Linked DNA regions of Homo sapiens: region 1 is linked to region 2. A link is an interaction called in ENCODE POLR2A ChIA-PET data of the cell type or tissue named here. Cell type or tissue: PC-9. All regions are shown on one strand. Each heading gives the region's core, and the rest is flanking DNA. Links, peaks and the distances in the headings are about the cores only.

Region 1 (6,026 bases), core at 1,264-3,763, 300 kb before region 2:
CTCTCATTTAAAGATTCTCTGCCTTGAAGTGCATTTAAACTACATAAATGGAAAGAGTGTGGTGGGAAATGACATCTTGTCCCCATTTGCACATTAACAAGAAAATCAGATATAGCTATAATTTAACTTTAATAAATCAAATTCTTTTGGAAATATTTGATGGTCTGATTCCAAAATCAGATTCGTTTGGTACTGGCTCCACAGCTGTTAGCGGCTTTTGTCAGTGTCTGTGTAGGAGAAAACATTTAAAGGCTAGTTCTATGTCTACAGAGCCCAAACCTAACTCCTATTCTGACAGGCAGATTTTATAGTGGTTTATTTTGGTCTACATTAGTATTTCATTTTTTGGCATTAAAGCCTTATCCAATGTCAAGCCTCTATCTCTCCCTATACAAGCTCTGTGATTTCTTTAAAAACAGGAAACTGATAGCTTTAAAAAATGTTGTTTGCTCTGTGTAATAATAGCTAAGCAGTGCCTGTCAACCAACTTTGTTAGAGCATCACACTGGACAGGAACTGCAATGAGGCTGTGACTATTCAGCCACTTCCAACAAAACAGAAGAGAATTCCTAAATACTGCATGAGTTCTTGTCTCTGTTATTTGTTGTTTTCTACTGGCTACTTAAGAGCCAGTGATGATATTTTTCCTCTCAATCTTTCCAGTGAAGTGACTGGCATATATTAGGCATATTAAAAATACTCTTGAAAACTGAAAGTAGTCTTTCATATAGATCAGACAAAAGTGGACTCATTGTAGTCCAGGAGATGATATTCAGGTCAGGATCTGGTATTCTACATACTACATGTGCTCAGGATGGTCATACATCATCTCGCAGGGATTACAGGCAAAGGGGACAAAGTTTCCTTATACAGTCTGTTGCATCTACAAAACATGGAAATAATTTGCAGTCAGGTCAAATGCCTTTGGAGAATGTGATTCATTGCACTGTTCATGACCTATACTGAATTTGAGTTCGGAGATCTTCATCTCAGTTTGAAACTAGGTAGATTTATGGGTCTGTCCGCACTGCAAAGTCCTTTGACGTCATCTCAATAGGAAGTGTACTTGGTAGGGAGAATATTAAGGAAATAGCTATAACTATATTAAAGAATATTAATTGGCCAACTAAAAGGCAAACAATAGTTTATTTCTCCAAAAACATAAATATTTAAATCATTTATTTGACTGGTCATTTAGGAAAAACAGATGGTTTAAATGATTTTACATATAGAAGTAACCAATGCCTAGCTGAGGAAAACAATGAACTAATGCTATGCCAAAGACCTTTTCTTTTTGCTTTCTCAATATCATATATTACTCAATATTATATATTATTGACATATCAATATCAATAATATATATATGCATAGGCACAGGCACATATATACACAAATATACACACACATGGAATCTCACAATATAAATATAGATAGATATAGATAGGTATTGATAAATATAAATGTTTAAATAACTTATGTTAAGTAAAAGAAAAAAAGAACTAATACAATCCATATTTGCCAACATGATTAGTTACATCTCTATTAATAAATATGTAGACTAAACATCAATCTGAACATATTCTGAGCAATCTTAGATACTTCAAGCTTGACAAAAGAAAAAGAATAATACAACTAAAAAAAAGTGTTTTTAGGAAAATGGAGCCTTTAGCATTAACATTTGTAATACATTTTTCCTACTGTGATGTTATTTTTCACCCTGAACAAATTTTTGTGTTTTGTGTGTGGTGGGGGCATGTAATAGAAAGAAGACTGCTACTTTATGAGGGCTATACCACATTCCTTTGGCATTGTCTGAAGGAAAGAGTTTGAGATAGGAGGGAGCTCTTCAAAGTAAGTTAGCAGGAATTTTTAAGTTTAATGAGGGAAGCAGAAAAGTGAGACTCTCTGAAAGGAGAGAGCAGACCACAGCAACATGGCAGCATGTTGGGGATTTGAGGAAGAAGGTCCAAAATGGACTCCCTGTAGTGATGATAGGAATTTTAGAAACAGTGATGTCTCATAGTTGGATGAAGTTGTTTCTAATCCTGTGCAGCATTTTCCTTGCATTATCCCCCAAGAAATAATAAAAATCTGGAAGTCACAGAAGCACTCTGTTAGTGGCACCTTGGAAAATAAAGGAGAAAGAGCTATAGCCATGCTTGGTGTGAATTGTTGAGGAAAAATACACAACATAGAAGGATAAAGGGACACAATATATAATTACTCAAATATTTGTTCATCAGAGTGTTTTGATCTATACCAATAAGCTGTGAGCTCCGAAAACAGAAACCATTCAAGTCTCATGCACTGATATACCCCAGTACTGGGATCATGAACAATACCTGGTTTTAACAAAGTAGTCAATAAAATCTGTTGAATTAACAAATGAATAAAAATTAATCAGAGAACATGAGTTCAAGTTGATAAAAGACAAACAGCCATAAGTACCTCCAATTTTTCAACTGGAGAAGGTCCTGAACTTCTTGCAGAGATAAAGAATGAAGAAATTGGGAAATTTAAATTAGGCTTAGGATATTGAAAGAAAAGGCAACTGTTCTGTTTCACCCCTAATTTAGTGGTCCGCAATACTATTCTGATGCTAACCACCTGGAGCTAGCCTGAGATGCCACAAGTGAAAAACACAATCCTCCACAAGACTTCCCTTACTTCAGATACCAGTCTCACTTTGGGGGGTCCCCAGGACACTCATACTTCTGATAAATTGGCTATACATTTGGGGATTTCTATGACCCCCTCAGGTTTGATAATCCACTAGAACAACTCACAGAACTCACTAAAGTGCTATACTTAAAATCAAAGTTTTATTATAAAGGATACAAGTAAGGACCAGCCAAATGAAAAGACATACAAGGTGAAGTCTGAGAAGGAGGGATATCCAGAGATGTTTTTTCAGATTTCGACTCATCAAAACCTCAGTTCATCAAAACCTCAATGTATCCAATGAAAACATTTAAAACTATTTTTAAAATTTTCAATAATTTATTATTGTTTTTGCTCCTGCCATATCTAAAATCTCACTCAATAAAAAGTTGCTGCCAGAAATATCTAGGTAACATTGGAATTTTTATGTATTACGTTCATTGATGCCACTCTGTGTAAAGGTCTGGATTCCAAATCTGATAAGCAAACCTTTCATGGACAGTACCACTGATGAATAATTGCAGATGTAAAATTAGTTCTATTATCAATTCTCCAAGTCCCCTGCACTTATGGAGTCAAGAATATGGCCATTTAAAAATCAACAGACATATACATCTATGTTATAAAAGAACTCAAGCACATCAAAAAAGCACTCATAAATTAGGCAAAGGATTCAGGTTTAACATTTTAAAATAATTTTAGTAAAAAATAAAATTCCCTTTCAGGAACCCTCTGCCTCTAGGATCTAATCAGTATTCAGGAAGCTTTACTCATGCCCTTCTGCCTTTTTGGAAGCTCAGTTATTTCATAAAGACATGACAAAGCTTTCTCATCATTCATTTTTTCATTTACTCATTGAACGTCTACTATATATCAAGCACGATGCTAGGTTCTAGGGATCTAGAAGTAAAGAGAACAGGCAAGGTTCTTCATCTCATGGAGCTTTATTCTTGTAGCAGCTTGCAGGAAGCAGATGATATAAAGCAAACACATTACTAAACAAGAAAATTACAGACTGTGAAGAGTTCAACTGGAGGAAATAACTAGGGGAGGACACAGTAACTGAAGAAAGCGCTTTAGAAGTTTAATCAGGGAAGGTCTCTCTGAAGAGGTGATATTTGAAGTGGGACTCAAAGGATAAAGGAGAAGAAAGGTCATTCCGGGCAGAAAGGTAAATTAGAGCTCCACCTTGGAGGTAGAAAAGGGCTTAGTAAGACAGAGGCTCAGTGTGAGAAATGGCAAATGGTGTAGGGTGAAGCTGGGGGAACATGCTTATTTGGCCATGGTGATAAACTTGGAATTTATTCTGAGTACAATCAGAACTCACTGGAAGAATTTTTACATGTCCTAGTCACATGATCTCATTTCCATTTTTAAAAGATTATTCTGCCCCTACTGTGCAGAATAATGAGAAGAGGAGGCAAGAATGGCAGTAGGAAAGTCATATAGGAAATCAGCTTTTTACTGGAAAAATTCTAAAGCTCTGCAAACCAAAATATATGCTCTCTCCATATAGGACCTTGATAGCAGGAATAAATTGTCTAATTGTACAGAAGTGAAATGAAATATCAACATCAGGGAGAAAATAAAGCAAATCTAAAACTTACTTCATTGAAATGCTTAGAGAAAGAAAACTTTGCCTCTCCTGATAGTGGTCCCACTCTCCATTGACAACTGCCTAAGAATGGGGTCTAATTCTCTTGACCAGGCTGAAGTGCAGTGACACAATCACAACTCACTACAGTCTTGACCTCCTGGGCTCAAGCAATCCTCCCATCTCAGACTCTTGAGTAGCTGGGAACATAGGCATGAGCCACCACAGAGACAGGGTCTTGCTAAGTTGCCCGGGCTGGTCTTGAACTCCTGGGCTCAAGCAATCCTCCTGTCTCGACCTCCCGAAGTGCTGGGATTACAGATGTGAACCACCACACCCACCCATGATTTTCACTTCTATGCCCACATTTTGTGGTACCATTTAGGCATGCATGAAAAAAAAACACAATTTCAATAATTTGCAGTTAAAATATATATCATATTATGTCATTTGAATGCTGTTATTTATCAGAAAAATATCCCTTTGCTATTCCATGTTCATCTAATAAAGGCTGCAGTAGCATTAAATGTGATTTTAAAGTCCTGTGAGTCCAAATTTTCTCAGAAGTAGCATGTCAGATTTTATAAAGAAAAATGAAATTACAGGATTTGATATGCAGAAATTTGCATTACAAGCAACTCTAGTTCATATCTACTATCTTGAGGATATCTATAGTTCCAAATACTATGTTTAACCTATAGTTTGTCCCCCTTTTTGAAATATTTCACCATGTACATGGCAAACCTTCATGAATTCAGACTAATTGAAATTAAGCCCTATGTGAATTAATAAAAAGTTAGAATTATACCACATATTCAGAACCATTATTATTATAACCATATTTTTATATAATATCACCATTATTATAATAACATTATGGTAATGATAATCAATATTTTAACTAGAATAGGCTGTAGGAAAAACAGTCATATTTCTAAAGGGCTTTCTCTAGATTTATAACTCATTATATTTTCCTTTTTAGCATGTTTAATAATTAAGGTGGGCATTTTTTAAAAGAAGATTACTGCTCGATCATGAAAAATATAATTTAATATACATGTGGGACATTTTACTAATGTTGAAAATTTCTCCAAAAAATGGTATTATGTTTTCCTTTCTTCATGCTTTTAAAATCTGGCTTTCCTTCACTCACTTGCTTGGCTGTTTACTTCTTTACCTTTCTCCTCCCATCACCTCTTCTTTTTATCCTGTTGACTATTTACAGATATCCAGAGTAACAAAATTGTTTCTTTAATTAAAAGGGGAAAAACAATTTTTAAAAGCTGCCATTGTGGGAAAATGTTTTCAGAAATGAAGTACCAGGGGCTTTGGCAATGGTCTCTGTGCTATTTTCCCAATTGTTTTGGTATTTTAGTGATTGTAAAGAAATGACCCTTAAAGTTGCCATGTCAGGTTGGTAATAAAATGACGTCTTGGGGAAACCAGATCCTTTCTTCCCCTGTGCTTTTTTTTTTTCCTCCTGTAATTAGACTTGCCATCATCAGGGACTGCCTTTGTTATTAACAGCATCCCTCTCACCTCTGCTCGGGGACAGTGATAGCTAAATGAAGGCATCCCCTTCTGCACCAGGCTGAATATTTGAACACAAACCACATTCACAACAGCTGCATTTTTCCTTTGTTAACCTCAATATCTTCGGGGATTCTTGGTTTTATTTGCAAGGGCCCTGCTAGTCATCTTTCTCCCTTGTGCTTCTTCACAATGTTCTATTATTGTTATGAAAAACATAAAAAAGATAGCTGCCACTCTG
Region 2 (6,026 bases), core at 2,325-4,824:
TCTTCCTTCCCAATCAATTTATTTTTATACTACATTTTTGTCTTATATTAGTTATAATTCCCAGTATGATGTAGAAAATGAATGATGAGAGGGGACATCTTTTTGGGGTTAATATTAAGTACTAGTAAATTCATTTATTTTTCTTTTTCTATCTCTTTTCCCTTGGGAACACATGTGCAAAAGTTTTGATGTTTATATTCTTCATTAAACCCTACAATGCCATTCTTTTGGTTTAGTTTATTGTATTAATGTTCATTTATCTAGGGATTCCCATTCACACTCTTTCCTACAGGCACCCACTCAAATTTATTTGATATAAATTCTTGGATAGGTATATATCTTCGATAAATACATATAGTTGTATTTGTGAGGTGTTTTAATGTCCCTGTATTTTCTATGTATGGTATTATGTAACCTTATAAATTCAAATATATTATATTAGACTCTCTGATTTGAGACGTTTCTGATTTGATGTGAAATATATTTGCTCTCACTCTGCTTTATGGTATCTGAAAATCTGCCAAAAGCCATCATGGTGTACCATAAGATCTTCTCAGTAAGTGTTATCAATCCATTAATTCTCATCCTTTAAGTCTAAGCATTCCATTTGTACAAATCCACCTAAATGTACCATCATCTAGTCCAAGTTATATATGATGCCATTGGATTCTGAGCATTTGCGAGACCCTTAGTTCTGTCTATGTGAGGAAGTTAGAACATACAAGGAATGAACTAGTTTGTAGAAAACAGTTGCAAAGTTGAAAATGGAGATTCTAGGATATAGGAGTCTTGCTTTAGGAACAAATCCTGCTCGGATTCCCAAAAGGCTTCTTCATATATCACACAAACAAGTAAACCCATTTATATAACTATCTGAAACATCTTTCCTAAGACACAGCATAAATGACACAGGATCTACAGAGCATTACAGGCATGGAGAAACTAAAGAAACATCCCCGTATCTTCCTGCCTGACCAAGAAACTCTACCTGCTAAGGTAACCTTCTAGAGATAATACTAGTTTAATTGGTAGATTTCTCTTATCATTCTAGAATTCTACACGTTTGAACAATTCCATTCCTTTGCCTTTTCTTGCACTATAATTGGCCACAAGACAAATGTTTGAACTGAAAGTTTTCTTGATTAGTCTTACCACATTCCTACCACAAATACACGCTCATATGCACACTAATACACACCAACACTAACAGGGCATCAGCAGCTAGAGCTTCATGCTACTATGCAGCAAAAATCTCTAGCATTATCTTATGGATTGCCCAGGTATTTACACGTCCAATCAAAGGTGAAGTTCATAGTCAATCCTATGAGAGAGAAGAGCAATGCTCTCAGTGGCATTTTGGAACTTCCACAACCTCATGAAAAGCTGTGAGCACAGCTTACTGTATGTTACTGTCAGGAGGTAAAGGGACTCTCTGCTGTCTCACATCGTCTACACCCTGATTTTGATGAGGAAATGTTGCCTAGAAAAGTAATATTATATCAATGGAAGACAGTGAATACAAAGATGTTTATATGGCAGATGGCTAAATATTTGTTGATTTTAACTGAGGCAGAGAAAGTCTACACTGGAAGTAACAACAAAGTACATTTTCCTAAAAGTTTACACATTCCCCAAAATATCACAAAGGGATTCTTTGGTATACCTCATCTCAAAATTACCAAAGTGATTAAATATAATCAGATCTTGAATCCAGGAATTTCACACTTTTCCTTTATTCTGCCACCAGTTTTTACATGTGAGGCTTGATTGTTGGCCCCTACCCGGCTTAGGTCTTCCAACTTTACCTGTAAGCCCCAGGGTCTTGCCTGTGGCCACTGCCCAACTGAGGCTCTGCTCCTGCCTAGAGCCTCTTGGCTTCAAGCCTAAACTCTGACCTGTTCTTGCCCTGCAGGTGTTTTGGCATTCCTGGTCTGACTTTGGAAGGAGTCCAGGCTTTCTCTGATCTCTGGGACACTTTACCTAGGCCACGTTCTTTGTTTTCAGCTACTGTAATCTTTTTCAGAATTCCATGAAACAGTTTCATTTTTGTTCCTTTCCTTTATAATTTGTAGGAATTAAAAAGTCATTCATGCATTTGTTTACTCAATCAAGCAAATATTTATTGAGCGAAGTCAAGGCCGCAGCACTGTTACTCACATGTACAGAATATGCTTTAACGGAACATATGGATTTTTTCCAAATTAGCTTTTTATGAACAAAAAATTGAGCTTATGTTACTTTAACATTTTTTATTGCACAGTTCGAAGTAAAAAGTAAAAACCTTTCAACAGCTACTCCCATCCCTTTGCCACAATCCTATTCCTCAGTAATATAATAGAAATTAGTGGTTACTCTGCAGCAAAAACTGTAAGAAACATATATATAGACCTTACTTTTCAAGAGACACATAGACAGAATTTATTTCTGTGCATTTCTTCACAAAAGAAAGTCTAGTAGTTGTGGAGTCACATATCTCACATGAGGACAAAGAATAAGTCGTATTATTTCACTTTTAATCAAAACTATCTCATTTCTTCCCACCTCACTCCAAATCCAATCCATAGTGCCAAAACCACCCTTTCCAGTATACGGTGATGAAATCAGGAGAAGGTTGAATGAAAGAGGTTCATTATGCAGAACTTGTCAGCCATACTAAGAAGAAGTAAAAGACGATTGGTCCAAGTTTACTTCATAGACGCTTTTAAATTTTGTTTTACCCTCAGAGTGTTATTAGATAGAAGAAATATCAACCAAAGAAAGCTGCAAAGACTTGAAGGGATTATATGGAATTTATATATGTGACAACAGTAGTCACCCTCTCCTCATGCATGGAACAGAATATATCAGATCTATGTACTAATATCTTTTAAAAAGTTTTTTCAGCTTTATCGATGTATGATTGATAAATAAAAATATTGTATCTATATTAAGGTATAATGTAGTGTTTTGACACAAGTTTGCATTGTGAAATGATTCCCACCATCAAGATAATTAACGTATCCATCACCTCTCATAGCAAATTTCACATATACAATATATTATTATTAACTATAGTCACCATGTTTTACATTAGATCTCTAGAACTTATTCATCTCATAACTGAATGTTTGTACCCTTTGACCAACAGCTCCCTATTTCCCCCACCCTTCAGCCCCTGGCCACCACCATTTTACTCTCTGTTTTTCTAGGTCTGACTTTTTTTTTAATATTCCACAATAAGTGGTATCATGTGATATTTGTCTTTCTGTGCTTAGCATGTTTCACTTAGCTTAATATCTTCTAATTTCATCCATGTAGTCCCAAGTGGGAGAATTTCCTTCTTTTCTAAGACTTAATAATATTTCATTGTTTATACATTTTATGTATGTATATACACACACACATACACACACGTGCATATATATAGTCAAAATTTCTATATTCATTCATCTGTTGATGAACACTTAAGTTGTTTCATTTATTGACTTCACTATTGTGAATAATGCTGCAATGAACATACTGATTTCATTTCCTTTGGATGTATCCCCATAAGTGGGATTGCTGGATCATATGGTAGTTCTATTTTTAGTTTTTTGCCAGCATCTTTTATTTTAGAATAACACTGAGTTTTGCTCAAGTGGCTTATTTGGAAAAAGTTCACTTGCCAATACAGAGATGACTCAGATTAAATTTGTCTTTGCCTTTTCACACTAGCAAGCTTGGAATATTCCATTTAAGAAAATTTCCTAAGACCTTTCATTAAACTCAGTGTGGCATTCTTTATGAGTAAGATGTCTTGGAATTTACATTCATTTAGCAAATACCTGCTGGCTACTAACCATGTGCCAGGCACTGTTCCAAGTGCTGCGGAGACCTTAGTACAAAAGAGATAAAATTTTCAGCTCTTCATGGAGCTTATGTTTTACTAGGGGGAGGTAGAAAAATAAGCAAATAAATATACAGGATACTGAGTGTATTGAGTGCAAATGAAGGGAGAGGAAGCAACTAAGATCCATGGCACGTGAGGGGCGAGAGTTTGCAATTTTAAGTAATGCAGTGAGGAAAGGCCTTATATCAGTGATCACATTTAAGTAAATACCTGAAAGAGATGAGAAAGTAAGCCCTACCAGTGTAGGAAAGAATGCTCTAAGCAAAGAAAATAGGCGATTCGAAGGGCACTGCTTGGAATGTGTCTGCCTTGTTCAAGAAACATCAAGAAGGCCAATGTGGCAATGGTTGCAAGGGAGCAGGTAAGGCAGGGATTTCTAGAACCTTGTATGCACATTGGATTCGCCTCTGAGGGAGATGGGATGCTTTGGTTGGCTTTTGAGTAAGAGTGACATAACCTAAGCAGTTTTAAAGAGATCACTCTGATCCCACTGATAAACCAAGATTTGGGAGTTGGAGATCCCAAAAGGTCGTTAGATTCCTAAGGGCCTTTTTGATGCTATGATTCCACATTCCATACTTTGAAGTGATATCCCAAGCACCTACCCAGTTCAACGTGAAATGACTGTTGAACAGTATTTTCAGCAGTCTGAGGTGCTAAAATCACAGTATTCTAAAAGGCAAGTCTAACATTAAGTATTAGAAAGTCTGAGATTGCCTAACTTTGACAGTGAGAAAGAGGAGATTAATTAACAAAAAATTAAGTATTATAGCATAAGTATTTGTATATTCACACCATATGTCTTCATGATTCAGAACGCAAGAAATCATTTGGAAATGAATATGGTGTGTTATGGTAGCCAATACTTGGAGAAAGGAAAGATGGGCAAATTTGGCTCTGAAAATGTTAGGAGGGATGACTTGAGTAAGTTTCTTAACCTATCTGAGTCTCATTTCCAAAACTGAGAAAATAATATCCACACGTTAGCATGTGAAGATTAAATAAGACATTGAATGGGAAAGACCCAATATGGAGTAAATTCTCAATACATGTTGGTTTCTTCCTTCTTTAGACTTGACAGAGATGTCAAATTTTGACATGAATATTTGACTAGGGTTGGAAGAGCAAGGCTATGGGAGTCTTTTCTATGTATACTTACTACAGACCAGATATTTTGATATGTCATTGAATAAAGAAGCATGTACACTGGAAAAAAAAAAAAGGTAAGATTGCATCTGCCCCTGGCCAAGTTGTATGAATGAGAAACAAAAATAAATGGTATTCTTTAGTAAATACAATCCCAACCGTAAATAATAAATGATAGTCTACAAGTAATGAAGAATTTGTCAAAATTAAAATTTAAAAATTTACTTACATTTTTGAGGACATGGATATTCAGGCACTTATAAAGAATTTTAGAATCAATCCCAGAATCCCTAAATTAAATCCAAGGGTTTAAATTATCATAAAAAGAACATATCAAGCCAAGTGTGGTGGCTCATGCCTATAATCCCAGCACTTTGGGAGGCCAAAGCAGGAGGATTGCTTGAGCACAGGAATTTGAGACCAACCTGGGCAACATGGTGAGGCCCTATCTCTACCAAAAAAAAAAAAAATTGTTTTAATTAGCTAGTCATGGTGGCATGTCTGTAGTCCTAGCTACTGAAGAGGCTGAGGCAGGAGGACCACTTGAGGCTGGTAAGTCAAGGCTGCAGTGAGCTGTGATTGAGCCGCTGCACTCTAGCCTAGGCAACATGTGAGACCCCATTTCTACCTTAAAAAAAAAAAAATAAATAAAATAAAATATCAGAGGATTTCAAAGATTACCACCCTTTGAAACTTTTTTTTTTTTGAGACAGAGTACTTACTCTGTCACCCAGGCTGGAGTGCAGTGGCATGATCACACCTCACTGCAACCTCTGCCTCCTGGGTTCAAGCAATCCTCCCACCTCAGCCTCCCAAGTAGCTGGGACTATAGGCACACGCCACCACTCCCAGCTAACGTTTGTAATTTTTGTAAAGATGGGATTTTGCCATGTTGCCCAGGCTGGTCTTGAACTCCTGGGCTCAAGCGATCCACCCACCTCGGCCTCCAAAAGTGTTAGGAATATAAGCATGAGCCACTGCGACTGGCCCCACTTTGAAACTTTTTAAATAA

The links. Peaks named below come from ENCODE experiments on the same cell type or tissue, not always from the same donor. Only the 100,000 strongest peaks of a DNase experiment are listed, where the experiment ranks them.
Region 1: POLR2A ChIA-PET joins it to region 2 with 12 read pairs; 2 of 35 experiments call an interaction of 5 or more read pairs at or near these places.

What each region holds. Positions count from the first base shown.
Region 1 is chr2:164,073,572-164,079,597 of GRCh38, reverse strand. No RefSeq gene overlaps it. Among named protein-coding and RNA genes, the nearest start is that of FIGN, 340 kb to the right of the region's middle. In PC-9, for the core only: no CTCF peak of the experiment used is centred there; no DNase peak of the experiment used is centred there.
Region 2 is chr2:163,776,278-163,782,303 of GRCh38, reverse strand. No RefSeq gene overlaps it. Among named protein-coding and RNA genes, the nearest start is that of FIGN, 43 kb to the right of the region's middle. In PC-9, for the core only: no CTCF peak of the experiment used is centred there; DNase peaks (open chromatin) are centred at 3,753 and 4,073; H3K27ac peaks cover 2,240 bases.